Regions from separate parts of the Mus musculus genome. Here all the other regions are linked to region 3. A link is a loop called in an ENCODE intact Hi-C map of the cell type or tissue named here. Cell type or tissue: left cerebral cortex. All regions are shown on one strand.

What was found. A loop is a pair of places that touch in the nucleus more often than their neighbours do. Peaks named below come from ENCODE experiments on the same cell type or tissue, not always from the same donor. Only the 100,000 strongest peaks of a DNase experiment are listed, where the experiment ranks them.
Region 1: it touches region 3 in a loop (2.3-fold over the local background); 3 of 42 quality-filtered maps call a loop at or near these places.
Region 2: it touches region 3 in a loop (2.3-fold over the local background); 3 of 42 quality-filtered maps call a loop at or near these places.

What each region holds. Positions count from the first base shown.
Region 1 is chr4:58,455,235-58,463,234 of GRCm38, reverse strand. All of the region lies in intron 3 of Lpar1 (lysophosphatidic acid receptor 1), which reads left to right. Among named protein-coding and RNA genes, the nearest start is that of Mir3095, 18 kb to the right of the region's middle. In left cerebral cortex, no CTCF peak of the experiment used is centred here; DNase peaks (open chromatin) are centred at 446 and 3,247.
Region 2 is chr4:58,471,861-58,479,860 of GRCm38, reverse strand. The region is part of intron 3 of Lpar1 (lysophosphatidic acid receptor 1); the gene reads left to right. Among named protein-coding and RNA genes, the nearest start is that of Mir3095, 35 kb to the right of the region's middle. In left cerebral cortex, no CTCF peak of the experiment used is centred here; DNase peaks (open chromatin) are centred at 1,985 and 3,795; H3K27ac peaks cover 3,431 bases.
Region 3 is chr4:58,548,191-58,556,190 of GRCm38, reverse strand. It overlaps Lpar1 (lysophosphatidic acid receptor 1), which reads left to right and starts at 2,898. Exons shown (of 4, transcript NM_172989.1): 1 at 2,898-3,057. In left cerebral cortex, CTCF peaks have their summits at 2,942 and 4,174; DNase peaks (open chromatin) are centred at 2,658, 2,846, 3,193, 4,177 and 1 more place; H3K4me3 peaks cover 1,820 bases; H3K27ac peaks cover 742 bases.

The DNA of each region.
Region 1 (8,000 bases), 93 kb after region 3:
TAGTCCGAAGTTCTTTTTTTTTTTTTCTTTCCTGCTACTCACTTCCTGAACACAGTGCCACAGGAACATGAATCATGATGCAATTGTGACCCTGCATGTGGGTCAGCAATGCAACGCTAGACTCAGGCTATGGTCTGTTAAAATAGAAGTGGATCCTTCATAGTCTATAAGTGACAGTCTGGTATTGTTCATGTAGGTGATTTATATAAAAATTATTACAAATACTTGCAGAGTATAGATGGGCATGTGTTTATACCTAAACTCATATAACAAAAGAGCTTAAAACAGCATATATATTTTATATATATATATATATATATATATATATATATATGCATCACATCATAGAAAAAAGTTGAATTAAAATTAAGCAAGAACAGAGAGCCAGAGAGATGACTCAGCGGTTGAGAGCAGTTGCTTTGTAATCATGAGAAAGGCATTCAGACCTCAGCATCCACAGAACAAGTCGGGCATCTGGTACACCCCTTACCTCCAGCTCTGAGTCAGGCAGTGCCAAGAGACCCACTGGGCCTACTGACTCTCAGCCAAGCCAAGAAAACAGTGGACTCCCAGTTCAGAGAGAGACTCTGTCTCAAAGGGATGGCTATAGACTATAGAGAAGGGTACCCACACCATTTTCTGGCTTCTGCATGTGCGCGCGCACACACACACACTAATAAATAATAATAATAATAAACTACCAAGGAAAAGGGAGGAAAGGGGAAATAAGTACAATACAGTAACAAGGGGTCACAGAGGGATCTTCCCCTGCAGTTAACACAATCTAAGCATGGCTGGTTCTAGTACCCACATTCTGGAGGAAGTTTGTCATCCGCTGCATCTCTGAGAAGGAACGACATTTGCAAATGTCACTTCTGGATGTCTCCTGGGCTATAAGAGGCGTCAGACCTGACAATAGCTTTCCAAGAGGAAGAAAGCAAGCCACATCTTTGTTTTACCTAGTTTGAAAGAATGGATTTTTGAGTTTCCCATGTGTGTTGCAATTTTCTCTCCAAGTTATGTTTTCCAAATTGTCCTTCTTGACCTGGACAGACTTTTTTCAAAAATGTATGTCTAGCTCGGTATAAAACATTTGAAGTTGCTGGAATGAGAAGGCGATGATTAGCATTCCCTGATCCTCAGGAAGCTTAAGGCACATCTGGCTCCTGAGAGGCCTTTACCTCTCTCTCAGCTACAAGGAGAGAGAAGACTCTAGGGCCAGCCAAGGGTTGCCAAGTTACAATAATGGGTGTCCCCTAGCTCTGGGCCTCATGGCTGAGTCACAGAGTCTATGTGTTGTTGGCACTTTTCTCTCAGCCCTGGTTACAAAGTACATCACACACAATGCTGTTTCTTTAAAAACTGCAGAAATGCAGAAATATGAAGATAGGTTTCCTCATTTAAAAAATAGAGAGTCCTGTTGCCTATGGCTCTCTAAGGTCTTTGTGGGTGAGCCGTGGGGGTGTATGAAAGGGGGCGAGAAAAAGAGACAGAGAGAGGGAGGGAGGGAGAGAGAGGGAGAGAGGGAAGGAGGAGAGGGGAAGAGGGAGAGAGAAAATGATGTCACTTGTAGTATCCTTTATTCTAACTCTGAAGTCTGACTTTAGATCAGAAAGCACCATTGCTGTACACAGATCGGCTTCCTTTTTATTCACTGGTTCTGTTTTATCATAATTTTAAAGTTGACTATTTGATAACTTATCAAATTACAATACTGTCAGATGCTCAAAAAAGCAGGAAAAAGTGAAAGAACGCAAGGCTGTTACACTTTTTTCAGCTAAATTTTTTGTTGCTGTTTCTTTGCCGATTGATGGGGGTTGCCGCATGTGCCATTGCGCGTGCACACAGAGGAGAACTTGCAAGAGCGGGTTCTCTGGAGACTGAACTCAGGCTGCAGGCTAAACAGCACGCACCCCAACTCAGCCCTCACATCTTGTTAAGCCCTAATTTCCTCTCTTTCCGAAGCCAGTTAGCATTTCTTTATTGATACTAGGAATGAAGATACTTTAAAGAGTTTAAACTGTTCCTATCCTTTCACTTCTTTGTACCTTTAAAATTTTGTTTTAAGAAAAACGTGCTTAAAGATGTGCGTGATTGTTTGCATATGAGCATATGGGTAGGTGTGTGTGTGTGTGTGTGTGTGTGTGTGTGTTTTATTTTGTGTGTACAGTTCACATAAGATGCTCTCAGGTCAGGTTCTGGAGGCAGTATTATAGATAAATATTTTGTGTATTTCATTTTGATACTAATATTTTCTAAAGAAGATAAAGGAAAAGCATCACCATAAACACAGTTGGAGAGTGTAGTTTTACACAGAATTTAGACTCCTTGAGTCCAGAGTCAGCATATTAGCTTGATGGCTTTCATAGTCCAGTTCAATGTAGGAGCCCTTGCCATCCCCAGGAGTGATTTGGTCCTGTTTTCTTTTTCAACTTGTAAGATTGTGTGTCCCTCAGGTTCCTGGGCAAGGCAGGTGGTTAGGCTCTGGTTTCATTGTTAAGGGTAGGATTAGCCTGAGAACCAAAACAACTCTCATTAGGAAGAAGCAAAACTAAGAACAAGACACTCCACCCCCAACTTTGGGTCTTTAAGGAAGAGAAGAAATGGAGAGAGACAGTGGTCCCTTCTTACACACTTGCCATGCAGGCGTCCATTTCTGTCCCTCTTGGTAAGACTGTCCATCTGGGGAAGAGCTAAAGCAGGATGCGGGGAGAAGCTAGCGGACATTGCTGAAGACATCCATGTAGATGGGAACAAAGTTACGTAAGAACTCGAGTCATGAGAACACACTGGGGATTGATTATCAGAGCCCTCAATCCTGGGTGTGTGGATTTCCGGGGAGCCGATGATGTCAGAGAGGCTACACCCTTTTGTAGAAATAATCAAGGGGAAGAAAGGAATGTGGAGACACCTTTTGTCCCACATCTCCCACTGAAGGTAAAAGGCACTGATACTTTTCAAGCTTGGACATGTCATGTGAGTAAATCTGGTGGTAGTGGTGGTGATGATGATGGTAGTGGTGGTGATGATGATGGTGAGCCTTCCTTTCTGTGGAGAGATGCAGCAGGGGCCAGTTAAACTGCTTAACTATTATCTCCATGTTCAGCATCCCATCTTGCTCTTCATTCTACAGGGCCATCACTTTGATCCTCCTAATCAGCCTTTTAAACGGATCCTCACCATTGCCTAAGAAAGCTGGAATCTAACATTGTCACCCTTCCAAAGCCATATTGCAATCTGTCCTTCAGTCTTCAGTTATACTATTCCACCCACTTACTCTGTGCCAGCCAAAAATGGGCTTATTATTCCTTAAACATATCTTAGGCTTGTCTCTGTTCTGAGCTTTAACACAGAGGTTTGTATATCTAAAGCCAACAATGGACACATTTATTAAGATAGCCTTCCCCAAAGAAGAGCACACCAAATGGTTAGGCAATACCAAATGGGCAGTCCCGAAAACATCTATAACATTATACAGACAAAGCAAGCTGTATTTATGTATTTAAAAATATATAGGTATATATAGATTCAAATATGTATGTACCAACAATTAATGAAAAAAGAGGCCATGAATTTGAAAGAGGACAAGGAGGTGCATATGAAGGTTTATACACACACATATGTATATGTGTATATATATATATATATATATATATATATATATATATATATATATCCTCCTGCTAATATGTTTGTGGACTTTTGACTGGAAGACATTCAGAACCAATCAGATGTCACTGTGTATGTAGACTGGTGCTGATTTTCATTTGGTAAGAAAATAGAGCTTTCTGATTTTATTGTAGGGCTGATCCTGAAGTGGTAATTAACCCCTCAGAAATCTACCCTGAATCTGTCTATGGCTCCAAAAGTCTGTATGTTCCTAATTCTGTTTTTTATTGGGTTTGTTCTTGGATAGTTTCATGCACGCACATCATGTATCCCAACTGCTCTCATTCATACCTCTGATCGCTCTCCTTTCTCTGCCCACCCCTTCCTACTAATCTCTCTTCTACACTCATATCTTTTTAATCTGTATTCCTCTGGGTTTGATCAGGCCATCTGTGTAACTGTACGGTTGAAATTATCCATTGGGACTTCATGGAATCATCAGAGGGTACATAACTGAGGATGATGGCTCCCTTAGAGTCTATCAGTGAAAAGTCATTATTTTCCATGCAGCATGATTTAATGTAATATTTCTTTAGCAATTCTTTTATATAGCTACAGATACATATGCAGATAGAATAGGATACATACATACATACATAGCAGGACTATTCAACACTTTCATTATGTAGCTATGTGCATGCAGATAGCTAGCTAGCTAGCTAGCTAGATAGATAGATAGATAGATAGATAGATAGATGGTAGGATACAAAGAGAAGGAACTTTGTAGCTGGTCTTAGCTACTTTGTGGGTTCTTCTTTATCCTACTTTTTATCCAGCCAGTTTCACCCCCTATCACTAGATAGGAGAGAAGGAAGCAGAGAGGGGTGTGACAGAGATAGAGATCCCTGAATCTAATTTCATTCTTCTTGTTTCTTCTTTGAGCTGGACGACTAACAAACCCCAACCAAACCCCATGACCAACAACCACTAATCTCTGCCTATTGGGGCTCTAGCATGTATATATCCTCTGAAAAGTTGCCAGAATTCCAAAGTCACACAATCACAGAAACCATCTGCAGCTGGCAAAAACACACCTCTGCTAGAGCATGAGGCAAATCATAGTCAGCTGCTATGAGCATTGCAAAGCAGCCCCACATCCCTACACCTGGGATTAAAATGGAAGCATGTTCTTATATTTCTGGGTTGTTTTTTTTGTTTTTTTTTTTTTTTGTTTTTTTTTTGCTTTTTAAAGAAACTGAAAATCCCAGAATTCTCACGACAGAACTCAGGACATATCAGATAAATTCTGGGTCAGAGAATATAACAGAAGATCTAGATTTAAACAGACTTTTACTCTCATGGTAGTATAATGAGTGACTTTATTTTAGTTTTAGATTCTTCGCCTTGGAGATAGCATAAACACCACATCTTCATCTTCAGATGCTTTGCTAAAGAGTAAATGACAATAGAGCCCTCAGCCAGTGTCCAGCAGCCTCTTCCCTCCCTCTCGTGCTGAAATACCTGAGATTGACCATGTGGCCTTCCCTGGTTCTCACTTGCTTTTTTCCCACTCATCCCAGCTGTCCCAAGAGGCATGATTTAGCTCCGTGTGAACCAAGAGTGAACTTTTTCATGGGGAGGAGCAGTGAATAAGGAAGGACAGAGAGTCCTGGTGACATTTAAAATGGAACTCCGAGCCCTGCTGCCCGCACACAGTGGAGCCATGAAGAAACCCGTTGTTGAGATACTCTGTCTTCACTAAGAAACTTGGGTCTGGATTTTAATAGTTGGTTCAAATTTAGATTATGCCATCTTCTGTGGTCTAATGCACAGTTGAATAGGCAAACACTGGCTCCATTATAAAATTCCAGGGCTCTCTGAATGGCCAATGTCTAAAGATGGGCTCTAGGATGAAAGGAAACGCTCCTTTATCTCTTACCCTTCTGTCTCTGGAAAGAGAAAAAAAAAAAAAACAACAACAGTGAAAAATGCAGTAGCTGGCAAAAAGTCTGCCCTGTAATAAATCTCTCCCTCTCTCTCTCCCTCTCTCTAGAGAGAGAGGGAGAGAGAGAGAGAGAGAGAGAGAGAGAGAGAGAGAGAGAGAGAGTGTGTGTATGTGTGCGTGTGTTCCTTTTCATTAAAAGGCAAGGTTTGGTTTCTCTTTTCACTGTTTGATGTTCTATCACGGAAACAGGGACCAGATAGCTACATTTATAAAGAGTAAAGGCCTGTTGGAATTTTCGGGAAGTTCTCATAATACCCAAGCTCCCAGGCTCCCAGCATGGCTCTGTGAAGGGTAGTTTTGGCCACTTTTGTGGTGAAGGGGGTCACAGTGGAGCGACTTGGCCTTCTGGGTGGCCAGATGTTGGGTGTGTGTGGAAAGCAGCTGTGTTTTCATTTCTGTTTCTATTATTAAGCATGGAAGCGCTAGGATTTGTGCCTTTGTTTCTGCACTGCTCTTGTGTTGCCTTTTCTCCCTTCTCCCGTCTCTTCCGCTCAACCTCCTCCATCACTTCCGGTTTCCTGCCCATTAGGTTTTCAGTGACCTTTCTTCCCCGTGGCTCTCCGTAAAGCACATCCCTACCCTTTCTGAGTATGATAAGCATTCATCCAGATCTCAGCTGAGAAACAGAAGAGAACGAAGACGAGGGAAAGCTGTAGGAACTCGGAGGCACATCCAAACTTTTACTCTGTCTGATTGGTGGTGCTCTGGTTCTTTCTGACCTGGAAACTAAAGCATCTTCTTAACAAAATACCTGAGACTAACAACTGAAGGGAGGAAATTTTGATTTAGATAATGATGCATTGCTGTTCCGCTCCGTATCTGGGCCAGTCATGAGGATGTCAGTTAAGATGGAAGGGTTTATTTGAAGCTTCTTGCTTCATGGTGCCCAGGAAGCAGAGAGAGGCAGGAAGCTTCTTGCATTGGGGGTGGGAATAGGGGGAGCAGGAGCAACTTTTCAAAGTCACACCCTGCTGACATGCGTTCTCCAAGCAGATCCACTTTCCACTTTCTGCCATTCCCAACAATGCCACTGTCTGATGAATCAGTCCGTGGTTAGTCTATCAGTTAGATCAGAGGCCTCTTGATCTAGGCACCTCTCAAACACTGAATCCACCAACTAGGGAACAAGTCTTCATTACCGGTGCTTTCTATGGGGACACTCCTGCAGCATGGTTCTTCCTGGTGGGTAGCTTTGCCAGCACCCCTAGAAGCTGTCCCTTAGAGCTTGCAAGGCCTTCTGGGAAGTTGTATTCATATCTTCATATCTGTTGTTTTGGTGTGTTTGTTGTTTCTTTTGCCTACAGAGAAAAAGCCCTTTTTTCACAGTGTCTAGTTAGCTGTACTGCCTAATGATTCTCCTTCCAAGAGATTAGAATGTTTTATTTAATATATTTATTTAAATGCATTTGCTCTTTCTAGTTATCCCATTATAATCTATTTATCTGTCTTTCAAAGATATGATGTTATTCATTTAACTTGGAATGTTCTGATTTAATACTTAAAAGATTACAGTCAAAACCATTATAATTCAGTTCATTTACACTTTCTCAGTAAAAGTAGCCATGTAAAAAAGTTTATTAAGAATTCCATTAGGGATTAATAATTTACTACAAAGTTCTCTAGATCAAGGTTTTAAATTATAAAAGTTAAAATATTTTATAGCTAGCTTATCATTTCAAAATATCTAGATAAGTAATTTAAGTTAATAATGATTCAGTTCCTAGTTAAAATGGAAAAAGAGTTCCAGAAGTGTGCTCTGAGGAAAAATAGCCTTCTCTGTACCAAGAAAAAATAATGAGAAATTCAGCTATGGGGTTTGGTTTAGGGTTCGTCTCTGTCATGTTTTGAGTATGCTTAGCCCAGGGAGTGACTTACAACCTTCACCCTAGCTGCCTGGAAGTCAGTCTTCTAGCTGCCTTCAGATGATGATGTAGAACTCTGAGCTCTGCCTGCATCATGCCTGGCTAGGTTCTGTCATGCTTCCACCTTGATGATGGTGGACTGAACATCTGAACCTGTAAGCCAGCCCAGTTAAATGTTGTCCTTTATAAGACTTGTATTGGTCATGGTGTCTCTTCACAGTAGTAAAACTCTTAGGAGCTGTCTCTTAGGAGACAGTCTCTATCTTCAGTAATGTAAATTCCTGATTTAAAAACCAAAGCCTTGGGGGCTGGCGAGATGGCTCAGTGGTTAAGAGCACCGAATGCTCTTCCGGAGGTCCCAAGTTCAAATCCCAGCAACCACATGGTGGCTCACAACCATCTGTAACGAAATCTGATGCCCTCTTCTGGAGTATCTGAGGACAGCTACAGTGTACTTACATATAATAAATAAATAAATCTTAAAAAAACAACAACAACAACAAAGCCTCCTATTTATACATGTG
Region 2 (8,000 bases), 76 kb after region 3:
TCTCATTGGGTAGTTTTTCCTCTGCCACAAGAAGACTACTACTACCCATCACACAAATTTCAAATATATGTATAACAGAAGTAGTGTCATTTGAGGCTTAAACTATCAGCCTCCATAAAGATCAAATACAGTTATCTTTCTCCAGAGTAAATACTAATTCTGTGGCCACGAAATGAAAGTTTTAGAACATGGAAAAACTCCAGTCAGGATGATATGTAAGGAAACTGGGTAAGGCAAGATGGGAATATGATTCTAATTTAGGGAATAGAGTGCAATAAATGAATAACAACTCCTTTTGAGAAAAGAAGCAAGCATGAGGGAGTGGATAGGCTATCCATGGGGGAACAGTAGAAAGCTCAGAATAGGAAATTCACAACCCAGAACAGTCAGGTCTTTGTCACACTGATGCCTGATGTTTCTTGTGCCATTCACTCTCCTGCTAGAAGTGGCTCTACTCCTAAGAAGGTCTGGTTATTTGGAAAACATGAGCTCATCTCATGGCAATGAGAGCTGTCATTGGCCTGAAGCTCATTTCATTATAAGTTAATCAATTGATAATCTGGACTTTGTTTTTACCATTGACCTTGGCTTTTGCACAAATGTTTTTTGATATTTGAAACTATGATCTAGGGAGATTTTGAACCTGTTGAAGGCCAGAGGGGACTGAGTGCTTTGTGGTCTCTTTTCTCTATGTAGTCATTCACGGGCTGACTGGCTCAAAGCAGGTACTCGACAACTAGACATTGAATGAATGGATGGATGGATGGATGGATGGATGGATGAATGAATGAATGAATCAACTTCCTGAGCCTTCAAGATGGAAGAGCAGAGAGCTGTAGTGAACTCAGTGTGGTATCACTTTAGTCAGCTATAAGTGAGACATACTTGCCCATACTTTTACCGTGTTCTGTAAGTTTAAAAAACAAGCCTTTTTCTTTTTTAAATTGAGATAGGGTCTCACCATGTAGCCCAGGATAGCCTTGAATTCATGGTTTTTCTGCTTCATCCTCCTGAGTATTTAAACTGAAGGCATGCCTCCTCACCACAGCTGGCTAATAGCCTGTGACCTCTAATTAGAATATGAACAACTTAGAAAATGATTAGCTACTGGGAGTGTTCAGTTAATAACTAACCAGTCATATTGTGATTTACTCTGAGCTAGAGATGACTTATCACTTATGTGGAAAAGCCTTTGTTTTTCCTGTGTAAGAAATGGTTTATGATTTTAGACATGTGCAGTGTTAATGTCCAAGCAAGCATTTGTTGGTCAACAGCTGAGTTCCTCAGCATTCAACTTAAAAAAAAAAATTAAGAAAAGGCATCTTAGAGTTTTATAATTGCAGGATTGATTGTGAGGCATGAGAGCACAGGTAGTCACTTGAAAGTGAGTACTAGGTCTTAATAAGAATTTTATTTCAAATGTGTACAGCATTACTTTCATACAAAGTGCTCAAACTACCTTGGAGGTTTATATTTAGAAATAACAACCCTACAGAACATGGGTACGATGATTGGCTTGCTGTGTTTGCTAAGAACCCTAGGTAGGTTGCCCAAAGTCACATAGGTCATGCATATAGGAGCTAGAATTCAATACAACTCATGGCTGGTGTTCCATGGTCTGTGAGTTTTTCACTTATGTGTCAAGCTATTTCTCAAGAATAAAACCAACCTGTGTCTTCTAGGAGAGTTTACAGGCTGGTGGCTTGTGTTGATTCTAAGACCCTCCCTTGATACTACCTAACCCCACCTTTGCCTTGTTTCCAGGGTCATAGAAAGCCTTGAAGGGGTGTTTCTTTTCTTTGTCCTGCTTCTAATGACCGCCAGTATTCACTTCTCTTCTATGCTTTTCCAGAGTTTAGTATTGCAGCATCCACAAACCAGCTGCTTCTCGCCGAGGGGAGTGTTTTGTTCAAGATGTGCTTGCCTCTCTGTTCCTCGCCCTAGTGTGAAGCTACAGAGTTCCTCTCTAGCTCCAGTTTCCATCTGCTTGACATTTTACCAAGAATTCCTTGAGTCGGCTCCCCGAGTGACTCAGGCAGTGGAGGCGTCCTTCCTTATTTGACCACAGGCTCTCTTCGGATATGAGTCCTTTCCTCTCCCACTCTGTTATTTGTGGTGGCACTTCTACTGAGGACCATCAACAATGATGACCAGACTTCAGAAAGGAAAGGAATCCTGGGGAAGGAGTGGTGGCATTGACATCTGACCCCTGCGAGGCATATCAAGTAAAACAAGTGTGGAGGAGCATCTCTCTTGGCAAAGAAAGATACACGTTTCCCAGGTTTGATCCATTTCAATGGCCAGTGGTCGCCAGTAAGGATAAATTACCCATTATTATCCATGGACTTTGTGCCAGAGTCAACACTCACCACCACTCTTGAGTGTTGTTTGGACCAACTATTAGGGAAAGTTTCATTTTCTTTTCAATTTTATATTGAAGTTCCTCAGTTAGTATATGGCAAGTAATTTGTGGACAGTCTTGCTGTTTGTAAGTGGTAACAGGGAATTCAAGCTGGAGGCATGGAGTCCCTGCACTTTCAACACAGGGTGCTGACTCTTGACCCTTTCAGTTTAGTTTAGTGAACTTGATGAGTGCTAATTCTGTGCTAAGGGAAGAGCAGACCACCAGGACAATCCTTTGCAGGGCCCATGTTGGAGGAGCTGTTTTCGATGGGACAAGGGCAGAGACTTTGAGTGAAGGGAGGGCAGGACTCGTAGAAGAAATGTTCTCTCACTTTTATAGATTGGTTGACTCAGATCCTCATTTTGGCCTTGATGGTCTGGGTGATGCTGGGTGATTTACATTCTCTCTGTTAATTAATGGCTCTCTACCTTTGCTTGAAGGATAAGTTGGCCAGGTTACTTTGATTTTCAAGATATCTAGGCTATTATTTCTTTTATGGACAAAATTGTAAGGCTAAGCTGGCCAACCTCTAAGACCTTTCTAGTGGAAAACTTAGAAATCAGGTCAGATCAAAAGCACAGACTGTCCTCTCTATGCACAGTGCCCACTTCTTCCGTAATTCATGTTAAGACGCTCTGTTGACTATTAAAGTCTGTGGCGCCTTTATTGAGAATCGTCTCGGAGAAAGATGTTTTGGCATTTCATTTTCCTTTGGAGACCTGGGTGGCAGGGAAGGAGGACTTCCCAGTTGGCCCTGCTGGTCAGAGAAGGGAGTAGTAGACACAGAGTCTCTTCTTCTCTGGCCACAGGTGACGGAGTTACAAATCCTCTTTCTGTGGAAGGGAATTAAAGCTACCTCATGTGTCCTTAGGGCCCAGTGGCATCCCTGTAAAGGCCTCTTTGAAGAAGAGACTGAGGGAACAGTCATGGGAGTCATGATTGTTTGACCAGTTCCTAGGTTGGCTTGGCCCTGTGCGTGGTGGCCGGGGAGACACCCTGCAGATATCCTGCTGCAACTGCCCCAGCCCCAAGCCCCAGGCTCAGGTCAAAAGAGAAAACACCTTTTAAACAGCAGCCCTGTGTTACTCCTTGTTACACATCTCCATTCAAATATTTTTATTCCAAAGAAACATTCAAACAGAAACAAAACCCCCAGACCACATGGGTCCAAGAGCTCTCTTTGAGGTGGAGGCAGAGGATCCCACTTGAAGCCCGTTCTTATTTTAGGCCAGTTAGGAGTGACTCAGGCCTGTCGGCCTGAGACACCACATAGACGCCGAGTGCTAAGGCTATTTGTCCTTACATGGAATAAAAGATACAAAGATATCTTTACTGTGGTGATTTTGACTAAGGTGGGAATTGCACTTGCCCAGGGACTGGAAGCTTATATTTGGAGTGAAATGGCACAGTTGGATGCTTGAGAAAAATGCCTTAAACTTCCTCCAGCCTCTGTTTCAGATTCAGGATTATATGAATAGATTCCTATATGTAGATACGTTCGTTGTTCAGCCTCTTACAAAGAACATTTTCTATAGGAAAGTGAGGAGTCCCCAACTAGTAAGTCTCAGCCACACCTGTCCCTCCATCCTTTTTCAGACACACCTACAGCTACTCACCCACCAAACCCACTCTTGCACACAAGGATGGTATGTCACTTTTCTGACACAGTATAAAAATACATTGTGTTTTAGCAGCTCAGTCCGATAGCAGGTTGCACATTTTATTTTGAATGTCTTTTCTTGTGATACACTTTTGCCATTACATCTCTTGTCTTTACATATTTAGTGTCCACACATAGGAAGTGGCAGTTTTGATCTGCTTCACTCCACACAGGTGAATTTAAATGGGGTTGAGTGAAAGAGACCACTTGGACAATATCAATGATTTGAAGATCATGTCTTCTATAGTAGATCTACAATAATTAAGCTGCAGTTAGCAGCCCAGAACTCAGGTAGAACTCCTTTCTTTTTCCCTTTGATAGGTAGTAAAGACCATATCTAGAGTATATGGAAAAACTGTCAGACAATATATGACTTACTGTTTTTTTGTTTTGTTTTGTTTTGTTTTGTTTTGCTTTTTGTTTTTTGTTTTGGTTTTTCAAGACAGGGTTTCTCTGTGTAGCCCTGGCTGTCCTGGAACTCACTGTGTAGACCAGACTGTCCTCGAACTCAGAAATCCGCCTGCCTCTGCCTCCCAAGTGCTAGGATTAAAGGCGTGTGCTACCACTGCCTGGCTAAAACACCATGTCCAAAGACAACTTACAGAAGAGAGAGTTTATTTTAGCTTACAGTGACAGAGGAGTAGGAGTCCTGTGGTGGCAGATCAGAAGCACAGCAGATAGTGGCAGTCATGATGGAGCAGGAGCAGGAAGCTCAAAGCTCACATCTCATCTCCAAACACAAACAGAGAAAGCAACTGGAAGAAGGCAGGGCTCTTTACTAAAGCCTACCCCCAGTGACTTACTCTTCCAGAAGGCTCCCCACTTAAACTTCCCCAAACAGTCCCTCCAACTGGGGACCAAGTTTCCAAATGCTCAACACAGTGGGAGATGTTCCCCATTCAAAGCAGATCATGAGACCTTGGGCCGTTCTCAGCTGCTCCCGATTTCACATTGTGACCACTTATTGGACCTTTAAAGTGGCTTCCATCACTATTCACCTAGGCAGGAAAGGATGAAGCCCTTCTCCTCCCTAATGCTACCTTCCAGTCTCTTTTGAGAATCACTTTGGATATTTCATGATGTTGGCCTGTAAATGAGACCTCAGACTCTGAAACCCTACCTATCTGATGGGTGCTAAAATGAAACCTACCCCTGGGGATTTGCATTGATTGTCTCAGTGCAATAGGAATGTACCTCTGCAGCCTGAGACTCAGTGTGACTTCATTGTCTACTCAAGGGACATTTGCCAGGAGGTGGTTTAATAACACAGCTCCATAGCCTGTCTGTCAGGGATATTTGTTAGGCTAAGGCCCAGGGATAAATTGTTAGCAGTATTTTATTTTTACACACAAACTGAAGGCCTTCTAGGCCTCTGTTAGGAATCAGGAATGCAAAGGCCGATGGAAACAGGACCCTTGCTCTTAAGGACTCCCATTTCAGTAGTTAGAATAATAATAAACACTATAATGTGGTAACGTGCAAGGACTGTTGGGATGTCACAGTGCACCAGAGCAATGTCTGGAAAGGCTTCAAGCTGTACATGGAGTTGAGATTTTATATCTTGTATGGGGCACACAAGCTTACCAAGTACATCCAGGTGAAGGAAATATTTCTCATATATTCTTTACATGTTGAGTTTAATAAAAATTTTAGTCATTTCCTCCAAAATATAATTATTATATCATTTGCATATGACAATTTTTATTGGGGCTATGGATCTCCATATAAATTCCTGGAGATGTAAGTGGAATCTTCTATAATGGTCAAACAATATTTTTTATTCTCATGTTACCTATATTTTATACTGTTGTAAAGTGTTTTATCTGTCTGTCAGTCTTTCCATCTTCCTAGCTTATCTACCTACCTACCTACCTATCTATCTATCTATCTATCTATCTATCTATCTATCTATCTATCTTTCTATCTATCTATTGATCTATCTATCACCATCTGTCTATCATAGATACTAAATATCTTGGCATTATATTTTGCACTACTATATTCCCTCTGTATATAATGCATATTACATTCAAGTAGATTGGTATCATCACATAGTTATGAAGTAGGTAGATATTGAATGGTTACTACTCTAGAAGGAATGAGATAGCTTTCTTTTTTAAAAGATTTTTAAGTTTTAATTTGATGCATATGAGAGTGTGGCTTCATGCTTGTGTTCATGTCATGCTCATGGCTGATGCTCATGGGAGCCGGAAGAGGGTACTGGACCAGCTGAAACTGGTATCCTCATGGGAGCCAGCAGAGGGTACTGGACCAGCTGAAACTGGTATCAGGATGGTCTCCAGCTGCCATCTGCTTCTAGGAGCTGAACCTGTGTCTTCTGCAAGAGCAGTGCTCTTAACTGCCGAGCCATCTCTCTAGCTCCTGGGATGACCTTCTACACATACAAATTAATATCCTATGGGAAATAGGAAGGGCTCTACAGTGATGTGCACATGTTTACAACCTGGAAGGTTATTACTCTGAAAACTGGACACCCACTTTGAAGCATGGTGAAACAAGTTTACTGTGGTACCTTACAGGTTGTTATGGCTGTGTGGGACTGGGGGATTTCAGAATGTCAGTCATTGGTTATTACAGCAAGAAGACTTCAGGACAGCGAGGTTTATACAAGATCTTTGGAAACTAAATGTCATTTCTGATTTTCTGTTACAGATAGGCTAAATATGTTATGAGTCTGGGATACATATGCACGCACACATGTGTGCATAAACATATTCATACACAAGTATTGTCAAAATTTAGTAATTAAAAATTATTGCATATGATGTACTTATACAAACATGTGGTTTAACCATGGGATATGTTCTGAGAAGTCTGCTGTTAGGCAGTTTCATCATTATGTAGACATAGCATGCATACCCACAAATTGAAACAGCTGTGAATATCATTATGAAGCAGTGTAATCTTGCTAGATCACCATCCTATATACAGTTTGTCCTTGTTTGAATATTGTTAATATAGTACATGGCTCTTATAATAGGCAACATTTGCTATTCATTTGTTTAAGTTCAATTAGATATCCAATTTAGTGGAATTGCATTGGGTATTTTATATAGCAACCTTGACACACATAGGAAATAACACATTTTAGATAACTTATTCTGTTGAGTATATTTTCCATAGAATCTTGGAGATAAATTTAAGCCCAGAAAGTGGTTCACTTACTGTGGTGGTTTCAATGAGAAATATACCCCATAGGTTCATATATTTAATGCTTGGTCCTGAGTTGGTAGTGCTGTCTGGGGAAATGGTGCAAACTTGCTGGAGAAGACGAAGTCACTGGGAGTGGCCTTTCAGATTTCATACCCTTACAAAATACAGAAACAGAGATACATGCATGTAGTTTGATCTTTGCTTTGAGCTTTTGTTGAAGACATGAGTTCTCAGCTTCTTGCTTCACCTGCCCTTATGAACCCTTCGTCTGCATCTATAAACAAAAATAAACTTTCTTCCGTGAGTTGCTTTGGTCATGGTATTTTATCATAGCCACAGAAAAATAACTAATATACTTATTACTATTTCTCCTTTTTATTTGATGTTTTCTGGAAATAAATAAATGATCTTTTCTAATTAAAAACTTTATGATTGCTTCTTAGAAATTAAGCATTCACCTGCTGGTAAACAAATAATTTTGCACACTTCCAGGTCAAAATGGAATTATTGTCTTCTTTTACATATTCTTTGTCCTACTATATGTAAAGAAGCATTTAAACTACATTTTTTCCCCATAAACAAAGACTTATTTTTTTACTCTTTTGAGATAGGGTCTTATGCCACAATTCAAAGTGGCTTGGAATTTGCCATGTAGTGCAGGTTGACCTTGAACTCATGACTGTCCTGCTTCTGCCTGAGAGCTGCCATGCTAAGCTAGTAAAGTTGTTTTCTTGTTTTTCTTACAACTTTGGTAGTTTCTCT
Region 3 (8,000 bases):
TGTGTGCATATGTATATGTGTGTACATGTATGTGTGCCCTTAGGTATGTATATGTGTTCATTTGTGTATGTATGTACATATGTGTATGAGTATGTGTATATGTGTTTGAGTATGTGTATATATGTATGAGTATGTGTATATGTGTGTTCATGTTTGTATGTGTATATATGTGTGTATATGTGTTCATGTTTGTATATGTGTGTACATGTATGTGTGTATGTGTGCCCTTAGGTACGTATGTGTATATGTGTTCATTTGTGTATGTGTGTGCATATGTGTATGAGTATGTGTATATGTGTATGAGTATGTATATGTGTCTACATGTTTGTATGTGTATATGTGTGTGTGTATGTGTGTGTATGGATCAAACCCAGCAAATGCTAGACTAGCACTGATCGGCTGTGGTACATCTTTTCATCTCTAATGAACTGGTGAGCACATGGGTTTAATGAGGATGGACACTCCCACTTGAGGTTGAGAAGGACCATAGAGTAGTCAAAGTAGTTAACACATTGGGATGGAAGTAGCTACATTCCTCAAGAAGGCAAGAGATAAACCAGCCATTCAAGGTGAGTACGAGCTAAGAGAAGCTCATTTACCTTGTGCCTTTAATAGTGAGGGATGGCTAGCCATGGGAATCACTTTGTCTTTTTATTTGATTTAGAAATATTGCTATCAAGAAACCAAACAGATGGAGTGAGCAGTAGGAGGAAGAAAATTAGGCAATAGGTCTGATTATTCTGAGTTTAGTATCACTATAGGGGAAAAGTGAAAACCTTCTTCAGTGTATTCTTGTTTTCTTTAATATGTATGTATAAAACTTGATGGTTTCCTATTCATCTCAACTTCCTAATAGTTTAAGATCAACTATCATTATTTGTAATTAGGGAATGGTTTTTATATATGAGCTTATTTATTATTTTATGGATTTTGTACTGCTGGGGGTCAAGCTCAGGATCTTATACTTGCTAGGCAAGCACTGTATATACCTCAACAATACTTGCTACACAATTGTATATGTTTCTGTTTGTTGTTGAGAACAGAATTGGTGTTGGGTCTAATTTTTATATTTTAAGTAGATAACTATAAAACAAGTCATAAATTGATATAAAATGGATTTGGAAAGCAGAGTCTTTTTAAAAAGAGATTTGAATAGTTTCCCCCACAATTCTTCATCCTGTCTCAAGCTCCCCAGGGCTGAGATTGCAGGTAAAAGTCATCGTTGCTGCACAGAATGAACAAAATTCTTGAACAGAAATCTGCCTGCCTCTGCCTCCCAAGTGTGGGGATTAAAGGCGTGTGCTACCACCTCCCGGCTCAAAATTCTTAAAAGTAAACAGCTTTGGAGAATAAATAAACGACCAGCTTTACAGTTCAGTTTTGAGCACCGTGAAAAATCATGGACAGGAAATGGTCATGGTCCCATCAAGTCACAACCTGTTGAAAGCTTGGGAACTATCCAACCCCCAGTGTCTTATCTTATCAGCTCTGCCCATAGCTGCTAGGCAGCGACCTCTTTGTACGAAGCAAGGGGTTGTCCATCCACTCCCTCGCTGCCTTTCATTTTCTGTCAGCTACGGTGCCGCCAGCCAGTCCTGCTTTTCTGTGGTACTACAACCCTAGATGTCCCTCAGGCTTTTACTCCCAGGCATCTGCTTTTGATGTGTGGAGGACTCCGCTGTGGGTTGAGGCAGAAAATTCTGATGACTCAACACACCCTGGGGGCCTGGAGTGTGAAGCAGGTGGGTGAAGACCGGCTGGAGAGTCCTCTCTCTCTGTCCGCATCTACTACTGAGTGATGGTAAGGCTTCTGAGATGGAAGTCTCCAGAAAATGATTCTTAGGTCCTGCCTCCGCCTACACTTCCAGGTGTGCCTTCCCTGCCCTTAATTGCCCTATGAAAAATCTTAGTTTGCCCTTGGAAAGTTACACTCCTAGCTGAAGAGAAATTTATAATCATAGCTCTAGGGACACAAAGGCACGCTCGCTTTGATTTGCAATTGCAAAGCCAACTATTGCTTTTCTATGGCCTGAAGTACAGGGCTGTGCTGGTTGAAACTTTGTGTGCTGCCTGAAAAAGTTTAGAAACTCAACTCGGAGGAGGCCATACACCAAGTTCTCTCTCCCCCCCCCCCCTTTCTTTTCTTGTTTTCCCCAGGCTCTGTGATGGTTTCCAGGGCTTTTCAAATGAGGAGGGGACAGCAACAAAGCATGCACCATGCAGGGCGTCCACCAAAGCTCTGCAAGAGGCCTGGCGCTGGGGTGAGCACAGGAGGGGCCAGGGGTGACGGAGGTGGGTGTGTCTGCTGTGGAGGGTCAAGGGAGCGCCGCGAAGGTACTGAATGAAAAGCTTAGGCTCCCCTCACCCCCACCCCCTCCCCGACCTGCAGCAGCGCGGGAAGTTCAGTGAATGACTGGGGGAGGGGACCACAGGAGGCAGAGTCGCTGTGGGTGCCACGCAGGTAAGGAGAGCAGAGCGGCTTGGGAGGAAAGGCGCTTTGGGGTGCGGGGAGTTTCTGACTTGTGCTCTGTGGATGTGGCAGAAAGCGCCAGAAGGAGGAGAGGTAAGGAGGCTGGCACCCGTGCCTCTTCTGCTGCCTGCCTGTTCCTTGAGCCCGGGAAGTTGGAACTGGGCGGCAGTAAAGCCCCGGGAGTTGTGACTCTTGTCCTCCAGCACAGTGCTGCCCTCCGTAGGCTCCGGGTTGTGCTGGGGTGAGGCTTGGGTTGGGTTGGCCCGGCGGCTGCGTGAACTGCGGAGCTGGACCTAGCAGGTAAAGACACGGCGGCCGGGTGTCCCTTGGCGCGGCGCGGGTGGCGACCGCCCCGCCTCCCATCGGCGCGATCGGCTCGCACTGTCCCACCACCCGCCGCTTTGTAGCCGTGCGCGTGAGCGCCTGAGTGCGCGCGCCCGCGGGCCCGGAGTGGGTGGGTGTGCGCGCGTGTGTGAGGCCGCCTGCAGGAGGCGAGGCTGCCCTGGCCTCCCGCACCAGCCGGTGGAACTCAGCCCGGGAGGGAAGTCGCCGCAGCCGCCCGGGCGGCCCTCCCGACCTTTGGCCAGGTCAGTGCGCCCCAGGGTCCGTCCAAGTGACACGTAGGTGGCCTCCTGTTGCTTACCTGGATCGGGTTGGGGACGCGAGAGGGCTGGCAAGGGGCTCCCCAAGTTTATTGGTGCCGCGTCCCCGACGACTTAGATGGCTCGGGTGTCCGCGCGTCCCGCGCTCAGTTCACTGCTCACCAGAGACTTTGTCGTCCCTTGAGTTTAAGGAATTTAAACTGAAGTTTCCTTGAAGCCGCCCTAGGCTTAGTCTGTACCTGGGAAATGCAAGGCGGGGAAAAACCTGATTTTGCTTGAATGGGTTGATCGGCTGTTTGCTCCTGTAGGGAGGGAGACTTTACTGTGAATGGTTTTAAACTTTAGGCTTGTTTTTCTTTGCTGCCATTTGGTCTTTGATGTGAGGCACCCAGGGCTTGTTGCTGCTTCCAGGCTGGGGCCCTAGACTGTCTCTTTTCTCAGTCCTTTCTTCCTCGTCTCCCGTTTTCTTTCTTCCTTTCGCCTGTGTTTCTTCTTCTTCTTCTTTTTTTTTTCTTTTTAGTTGAAATCTTCGGAGCTTTCCTTCCATGTGGGTTTCCAGCGAGTACTGGCTTGTGAAAAGTTTTACTCTTAAGCTATACCCATCGTCAGAGATACCTATTGCTAACTGCAACTAGAAGAAGGTAGCTAGTTATTAAAGCGGAATCCTCTATTCGTTTCGACAGAGCTGCGTGCTTATCCTTTTGTGTAAGTGTCTTTTGCTCACCTAACATGACTATGAAGTCAGAAGTCCGGGTTTCAAAGTCTTAGAAAATGGAAGAACATAGTCTCTTTCAGATGGAATGAATACCAAGGAAGAGGAATCAACATTACGCTTAAGGCCCCGTGCACCACAGCCAGCTGCATTAAAACACAGCTGTAATAGCATCTAGTTTTTGCCCTTGGTTCCTCCAGATGCAACATCATGAATAATAATCACCAGGGCTCTAATATTTTTTAAAATTCTATTTTATTTTTCCTTTTCTTTGGTCTTGAGTGTGAATTTGAGGGAAAAAATGTAGAAAGAGAGGGAAGCAGTTTGAGGCGGAAAGGCTGAGAAGGGTGACTTGCAGAACCACATCAGAGCCTCCTTGTACACAGCGTCCCCTAGCGGTGTACCCTGAACGGGTTCTGGGCTCCTGGGCTTGGTGTCCTCATCAGGAAAATGAATGGGTAGGATGATCTTTGCTGTTTCAGCCATCTTCCCTGTAACTGGGAACTAAGGGTGGGTGATTCCTCCATGAGAGACTAGTTGAAGTTGAAGAAGGAAAATGAAGAAAAATTAGTCTTGTGGGGAAATGGGAGGGCAACAGAAAGAAGGTGGGATGAAAGAAACCCGTCAGGAGGGGGATGCTTGGAGAGAGGGACTTAAGTAGGAGTTGGCTTTCTCTAGCCTGCCTGCCTGCCTGCCTGGTTCCTTTCTTCCTTCCTTCCTTCCTTCCTTCCTTCCTTCCTTCCTTCCTTCCTTCCTCCCTCCCTCCCTCCCTCCCTCCCTCCCTCCCTGACTTCCTTTCTTTCCCCTCGAAAGAAAGCAATAATTTCTTCTCCTGCCAACCTTATTATTACAAACCTGCGAGGCTGCTTAAATCTGACATGAGGTCTAAGTGATCCTTGCGGTCTGGCCTCTACTAGGCACCACCTACCCACCCACCCTGCCCTTTGCATCTTCAGCTCAGGGGAGCTGCCACCATCCCCCAAAGCTCAGCGTCCCTGTGAATGATGGTAAAGAAATCACAGAAGAGAAAATTTAAGTGGCAGCATGTCAGAGACGTCTGTTTCTATTCAGAGTTAGTATTCTTCAGAACGTAACTTGATTTTGTTTTCCAGGTTCTGTTATAGGTGTTGGTTTTTACAGAATCTGTTGTTTGACCTAGTGGGACATCCAGGGGACGAATAAATCCTGGTTGCTGAGTCTTTGAGGACATAATAACATTCGGTCTGAAATTTGTGATTTTTTTTTTTAGGAAAAGGGATCTCTTCAGACACTTGGTGTAAAAATTTGTGCTCGGAACAGAACACACCATGCTGATTTCAGTGGGAAGTTACAAGTATTTGACTCATAATGTCTTTAGAAGTTTAGTTTAAGGTCAAGTTTTTAATGTCTGTGCTTAATGTGTGGCCACCCCCCCTCAGTCCCTTCTTCCATCCTTTCCTCTCTCCCCTCCTCCTCCTAATCTGCTCTCTTCCCTCCCTTCCTCCCCTCCCTCCTCCTTGCATCCCTATCTCTCTCTCCTTGCCTCTCTTCTCCTTCCTTTCTCTCTCCTTGCCTTCCTCTTCCATCTGCCCTTCTTTCTTTCCTTCCTTTCCCTCACATCCTCTTTTCCCTTCTTCCTTTCCTCTCTTCCTTGGTACCATCAGGCCTGCCCCTGTGAGGAGCGTTATTTACTTTGAAGGTGAGGTATAACGTCATAAAACCGACCCATAAGTCAGTCAGCATCTTACTTTCTGTCTGGTTTCTTACTTTTTGCAAAGGATGATAATTTGAAAGGCTCTATGGTGTCAGTGTTTAAATATCTCTTAGGGATGTGTTAGAGCGTTGGGAGAGAACGAGACAAATTCAGTCCAACAAGCAACCATTGAATTCTTGTTGTAACAGATACAAAGAAAATGAAGAGAAGGGTTTAGCCAACGCTGAAGTGCAGAAGGTGGGACACAGATAGCTGTGGTGTAGAGAGTGAAGAGTTTCTGTGCCACATTGCATCACTATGTGCTGCAGAGGAGTCTTGAGGACCTTGGCAGGCTGGGGGCAGAACCTGAAATCCTTACTGTGGTGTAGAGGCAAACAGCTTGGCTTAAAGATGGATGTGAACAGTGAGGACCTTTCAGAGGTGCTTGCCACGGTCCTTGGTGGTGATGGAGAAGGCCTGGGCATCACTTTAAGGAGTTATGGCTTGCCATTATTTAACCCCAAGATACCTGAAACTTCCCCACCCCCCAGTCATACCAGCTAGCAGCAGAGCAGAGGTCACATGTTTGAGGGATGGCTGAATGTGTGTTCTCTTACGTTCTGCTGTAAAAGCATGGCGAGTAAGTTGTGCAGCACCATTGCCAACTTATTTAATGTTATTATGTAAAGCTTCTAGAACAATCTGCGTGTCGTTTCTAACCCCCTTGCTCTTTCCAAATGATGGCTTCCTTTTGGGAAACTTAATTTTGTAAAAACAAGGCTCATGGGTTGCACAGGGCCTTGTGGGGCCTTTTGAGCACGTGTGTTAGAGTTACTCTGCACACAAAACGCTGTCCGTGGGGTGTTTTCATCTTCCGTTTGGGGGTAGCCTGCTGGCTAAGGCTAACTTAAACATGACTCTTCGCCACACCTGGCGGGCTTGACCCTGTTTATATTATACATAGTATCTTAATCACAGAGCAGAATATGCTAGTACAGACCAGAGAGGGTTGATATTAGTGCAGAAATAGAGTTAATGTATCTTTTAAAGGACGAGGTGGGGCTGGGGGTTGGAGGAGTAGATCTCTAAGACTCCTTTATAGAGTTTAACTTCCAATACTCCAATAGAAGTTCCTTGCTCAGTCTTGGAGTACTGATTTTATTTTATTTTTTTTCATCTCTGAAGCAGTTAGCTCCACCTGTCTCAGGGGGAATCTTGGTGGAACCCTTGGAGGACCCTCTGCTGCCCTCTGCTTTTGTGTGACTGGTGAGAATACATGAGTTTTCAGCTGCATGTCAAGCTGACTTGGCTAAAGACTTTGAATTACCCCTGAGTTTAGAGAGGCTAAAAGGACGGATCATTGAAAGAGATTTGTCAGCCTTTTATTATCTGCTGGATAAAATTTAAATGCACGGTCCTCTTAGTTGCTTTCAATTAATTTGTTTATTTACTTAAAAAAAATCTTTTGCAAGGTATGGGGACTTCAGTTTAGCATGCTTTAAAAAAAACTAGTTAATTAATTTGAAGAAGTTGAAGGCTGACGTAGTTTATTTTAGAGTTTCTCAAAAAGTCACTTTTTAGTGAGTGGTGAATTGTGTTGCAATGTCTTGGTGCTTTGTCTTGGTAAGCTAGTGCGATTTCAGTGTAGAGTTTGTTCTTCCACAAGCAGCTTGCTACACTGGGCCCAGGGAATTGTATTAATACCTGGACAATCTCTTCTGCCACCCCACCAGTGCTAAGGAAGCTCTAGCCCTGATGTTCAGGGTGATGTTCATAAAAGTCAGGGTTTCCCCTCCCCCCGCTGCTGAAAAGTGAAAGGGGACTATTTTAATGCATCCACAGATTTAGGTTATAATTTATTTTCTTTTTGTGGTACTGTTTAAAAAAGTGATATAATGACAGGGCAGACTCTTGACTTTAGTTCAGTGCTAAAACAAACATGTACGAGCCCGAGTCGGGGAGCCCGGGGTGTGCTTGTGGTAGCACAGAAATAAAGGAAAATACCTTCAAAACCAGTCTCTTCCTCTAAAGAAGAAAGCTGGTTTGGGAACATGTGGCTTTGGGTCTCTGCTTAGGTTGTAACTGTCATTTAAAGGATATCTTGTCTGGTGTGGACGTTCTGCGTGCCTGTGCCTTTAGAGATGCAAGCTTCAGAGAGGGCTGCTCCTGGCACCCATTCTCCTCAGCAAGCTTGCTACCCTCTCTTTCCATTTCTCCAGCGCTTCCTGTTTCCTGCCCTTTGTGACAGCATCTTACACTGTAGCCTAGGCTAGCCTGAACTATGAAACCCCGCCTGGCTTCTGACTCACAGCAAACCATTCCTGCCTCAACATCCCAAATGTTCAGATGAACTACTACCACACCTGAGGTTTGTTTGTTTGTTTTTTTTGTTTGTTTTTTTGGTTTTTTATTATCTAAATTTGAAACAATGGCCTAGGTTAGTGTTCTGGTTATCACCCTGCCTCCCAGTGATTCTCCTAACTCTTCAGTGAATTTCTGTTCCAGTAAAGGATAGTCCTGGCTCTTTTGAGAGAGATGGATGCC